Regions from separate parts of the Homo sapiens genome. Here region 2 is linked to region 1. The links are chromatin loops, found by intact Hi-C in ENCODE. Cell type or tissue: heart right ventricle. All regions are shown on one strand.

Region 1 (2,500 bases):
TATCTAATTCAGTCATTATATCAAGAGTTCTAAGAAAGGCCATGTTTAAAGGAACATTAGTAAGAATAATAATGAAGACAATAACATTGTAACTATTTACAGTATGCCAGTCACTAAGCAAAGTCTTTTTTTTTTTTTTTTGGAGAGGTAATCTCACTCTGTCACCTAGGCTGGAATGCAGTGACACAGTCATGGCTCACTGCAACCTCTGCCTCCCAGGTTCAAGTGATTCTCCAGCCTCAGCCTCCCAAAGAGCTGGGATTACAGGCACGCACCACCACGTCTGGCTACTTTGAGATTTTTAGTAGAGACAGGGTTTCACCATGTTGGCCAGGTTGGTCTCAAACTCCTGACCTCAGGTAATCCACCCACCTCAGCCTCCCAAAGTTTTGGGATTACAGGCATGAGCCACTGCACCAGGAGCAAACTGCTTTATATGTGTTCGTTCCTTTACAACCTTCTACAAAACAACAACCAAAAAAACATTGATGATGTAAATAATTGTCCCCTAAATTTTTCTGTAACTTTTTTTTTTTTAAATTTTGGACTTTCCTAAAGTAATGCTGTCATTTCAGAGCTCTAGTGCAGGTAGACTGATTGCATGAAAGCCTTTGTGTATTTATAGCAGATATATTTGCCTACTCTACTCTTCAACTGGCAAGAGCCAGGCCAAGCCCCAGGAAGCATTAATTAAAGCATGGCATGAAATAATATCCACATGAATGGATTATCTCATATTCAATCACATTTGTTTCAGTATTTATTTAATTAAAAACACAACTATATTTATAATGGCAGCTTCTGACTTCCAAGATCTATAGCCTTATTTCTTTCTGGAAACACTCACTGAAGAGGAACTTTAAGATTTCTCTTCATAGCTAAATATATCCTATTTTCATTAGCGGTGCCTGAGCACATAGACATTCACCATAGTTTTATTGATAATTGCACCTGATTAACCACAAACTCCAATAAAAAGAGGACTGAATGCTTTTTATTAATTAATATAGTCAAGTGAAGGAAAACAGCCTACATGAGGGATAGCTTGTATAAAAATAATTGACTCATTAATCTTAACCATATGAACACGTTCACATTAGCAAGGTCAGTCGCTAGAAAGGATTCAAACCAGAATAGCACATTCATGCAAGTATGATTTTGTAGTTCTTTCATTTGGACTAGCGTGGAATTCCTTAGGACAGTGAAGGTTTTCAAAAGGACATAGCCACAAGAAAGGCAAAAGTTTCATAATGGCAATCTTTGCTTCAGTTTTCAAGCTGTCAGAGCATTTGGGGGAAAAGCCTGGATTCCAGTTTATTTTTTCCAGCACATAGGCAGTGTTTGCAACCTAAAAGCAATCCCATACTTCCTCATGCTGTGATGCTGAAGATACGACCATCAGGCGCACCTCCACAGCAGCAGAAGTGTGCGGGCCAGGGGCTGTGAGCCAGGCAGACATTGCTTCCTGGGGACGATAACCAGTTGGGAAGGAGATTTGGGTAGGGGAGCACTTAGGCCTGGAAAGCAGTCATTTAGAATAATAACCAAAGGAAGTACGCCTTCACACAGCAGGTGGTAAACATGTGGAACTTGTTACTCTCCAAGAGTTGAACAAGCCAAGAAATGTAAATAGTTTCAAGAAGGGTTTGAAAAAATTTCAAATGCCCAATCTTTTGCCAGTTGCCAAAGAGAGGTTCAGGGTGTTTGGATGAATTCCCAATTTTTGATGTTAACAGAGGCAGCTGCCATCTCCTTTAGGTCATGTCTCTGGCTCTGAAGAGTTAAAATGAAATATTTCGTGGGGTAAACCATTAGATTGACCCAATATGCCGTATCTTTTGTTCTAGTGCTCTTATGTTGGTGTGGCTTTTTAGAAGCTATATGATTGAAGAAAACCCTCTAAACCTCCATGAATTCATCTGTGAAATGAGCTTGATTATAGCTCTCCTCCCTACAGCATGGTGTTATTGTGAGGATCAAGTGAGATAAAGCTTTCTCAACTGCAAAATGCTGTGCACACGGTGGTGTAGCATTTTTTTCAATAGCCCAAATAATCTGGATGCCTCATGGGAAAATCCTGAGAGGGCCACATTCCTCAAAAAAAAAATCAGCTCTGAAAAAGCTTAGACAGTTATGACACAACTAATGTCTAACGGATTCTCTTTTCCTCTCCACAGCTCCAATCTAGTCATCAACACAGCTGCACCAAATCTGCTCTCCCTGGCCCCAAAACTCCAGATGACTTTTCCCTGTCCCTCTCCAATTCTCTTTTGGAGCTGTATTTGGGAAACCAGTTGTGTGTCTCTTCACATCACCCATATCCCATTGGTAAAATGAAGTCAAGGATCTGAATGAAGTAACAGAAGGGTGTCTTACCTGGGAGTATTTATATGTAAGGATTTTTGTTCCCTCATGATTATCCCCAGCTTTAGAATGGTGATATGTTATATTATAAATTTTCGCTGTCTCACGTAAGTTGTATCATACTAGGATTAGGTTT
Region 2 (2,500 bases), 60 kb after region 1:
CACAGCCTTTCTACCTTCCCTGCAGCTCTTGACACTGCCAGCAGCAGACATTGGGAGGAGAGCAGTGGTTCTCCCTGCATCAACTGTAGGAACAGATCAGTCTGCTCAGCAGAGCCAGCTCACCCACAAGTGGAAGCATTTCTCCAGATTCCACCTTAGCAGTAGGTCCCCATTGCATTCTCTGACCTGCCTTTACCCTGGCCTTTGGCAACTAAGGGGCCCCCATTAATAAAGCTAATATTTTGATCTGGCTTTCTAGAGCATACCTAAGCCTGAGGGCCAAAGGTTAGGGGTTAGAGGCAGGTGCTCATCAATCACTACTCTTCCTTCCAAGATTCTGATAAGTTGACATTGCGCATGAGTCCCTTGATACCAGCTTTAAAGGCTGAGAACCCAGACTGTGATATTTTCCTCATCTCTCTTAAAATATGATTATGCAAATTTTCTTTTTTTTTTCCTCTCTGCATTGCCTCTTTTTCTTGGAGGGTGGATAGATCCTGTTTTTTGTTTTGGTTCCTTTACTATATACTGGAAGAGTTCTTCAAATATCTTGTATTTCTTGCTTGGTCATTTAGATTTAGAAACAAATTATTAAAAGTTGATTGGATATACTGTGTATGTATATTAGACTTGTCAATTTGTGATTCTTAATACTGGGTGAACATCTTAAAAACTGGCTCTTTTATTTGGTATAACCCCAATTTCTTCCAGAGAAGAATTATCCAATCCACTGCTGGATCTACTCTTATGCCTATACATAAGATTTCTACAAGCTCTGTAAGAAAGGGCAGGCGGGGGTGAGAGGGTAATGGTGTTCTATTCAATGTGTATATTTTTATTAAATCTTTCCCATTTTCAGCTTTGTGTTTTATCGCTAACACCCTGCCTCTCTGTACCTCATGGCCAGTGCGGTGATGGCCTGGCTGGGTGAGGGGAGAAGAGTACTGGGAAGTCTGCAGGCACTCTGCTCTCAGACTCAATGCCCCTGGTTTCAACTCTGCACTTCATCCCTCCCTCCAGGTCCTGGGACGTTCTGGAGTTCTGCAGCACTGACTGAAGCTCCCCCCATCTGAGGACACTCAGGTTGTTACTGTCCCTACCTTGTTCAGTCAGCCACCCTCTCCACATTCCATCTTCCTAAAATATATAGAAAGTTTTCATTAGCAGTTGTCTCCTTTGCTCTTCTCTCTATGCTTATGGGTTTATATATATTTTATTCCTCTATAATTGTTTTCATGGGGTTTGAGAAGGGAGAGAAAATTAGTCACATGCACTCAGTCTTCAGGCTGCCTTTTCACAGGTATTACTTCCAGTGTTGAGGGAATAGATCAAGAATTGAAAGCAATAAGGGAGCGCCCAAATATGGCCCTATATATTACAAACAGTTGTATCCACAGTTCTCAGAGCAGGGGAGCCAGACAGCAGTGACTCCCTTTAGTGCATGGTAAGAACCTCCACCTTTCCTAGAGGTGGAGGCATGGCCACCCACAACTCTTTTGTACATGCCTGCCCTGACATGGCAAACCCAACCTTGAACCCTCTCAAGTCATCACCACAGCCTCTGCCACAGGGATTGGGAGTCCTCATGCTAAGGGAACCTAACAATCTGGAATTACTGGGGTTGGTATTCAGATAGAACTAACTGTGGCCTCACTTTCCTTTGTAGTTTCTGGCCCAAGCCTCATCTTTAGTTCTGAGCCCACTCAGTAGCCTCCAAGAAGAGCATCAAAGATCCTTTTACGGAACCAACATTGGCCTAAAATTTGAAAGAAGTCAGAGATCGGGTTGGTATAGTGTTTGATGGAAAAGGAGCTGAGTAAACACACTGACAGGAAGAAGGGCAGGCGGCTGAGAGTATGTCAGCCTGTGGGAGCAGGGACCTCGCCATAGGAACAGACAGACAGCAGGAAGCTCTGTGGCAGAGCTCTTTCTAGTTAATTATAAGAGCAGAGGGCCTGGGCAAGGAGAAAAGCCTGAGATAGAGGTGCCATTTTCAGGGGAGTTTCTAAGATACCCTAAAAATAATTTTTTTCTCTTTTTCTCTTTTCCTTTAACCTTTCCACCTCTCTGCTTCCTTTGTTTCTCTTTCCCTGTCTGCATTTTTCATTCTCTTTCCAACATTTTTTTTCTTTCTCTCTCTGTTCCTCTTTTGAAACTTGACAGGATTATTTGGTGCCTGATAAAGATATTCCACACCAACCTCAAGTCCTCAGAGAATATTTTCAACACAGCCATTTCTAGGTCCTGGAAATTAGAATTTACAAAGAAAGTGCTGACAAAAGCCTTAAGTAGGGCAGCCCTGTTCAGCCCCAACCTCATTTAATCAGCTTTCCTAGAGCCAGGCCCAGAAAACAGGATAAACTTCATCATAAAGCTTTTCCCTCATTTTTTACCCACCTACTTCTCATCAACCTATTCATAATGAGCAATAAATGAATCCCGGCCACAAAGCCCCAGACCTGGGCTTAGCATTTTGCTTCACAAAAGACAGAGCTTTCCA

Evidence for each region. Peaks named below come from ENCODE experiments on the same cell type or tissue, not always from the same donor. Only the 100,000 strongest peaks of a DNase experiment are listed, where the experiment ranks them.
Region 2: a loop joins it to region 1, with 3 times the contacts of the local background. A loop is called at or near these places in 3 of 110 quality-filtered maps.

Annotation. Positions count from the first base shown.
Region 1 is chr9:7,376,094-7,378,593 of GRCh38, reverse strand. No RefSeq gene overlaps it. Among named protein-coding and RNA genes, the nearest start is that of DMAC1, 420 kb to the left of the region's middle. In heart right ventricle, no CTCF peak of the experiment used is centred here; no DNase peak of the experiment used is centred here; H3K27ac peaks cover 1,116 bases.
Region 2 is chr9:7,316,531-7,319,030 of GRCh38, reverse strand. The region is part of intron 1 of LOC105375970 (a long non-coding RNA gene); the gene reads right to left. Among named protein-coding and RNA genes, the nearest start is that of DMAC1, 480 kb to the left of the region's middle. In heart right ventricle, no CTCF peak of the experiment used is centred here; no DNase peak of the experiment used is centred here; H3K27ac peaks cover 979 bases.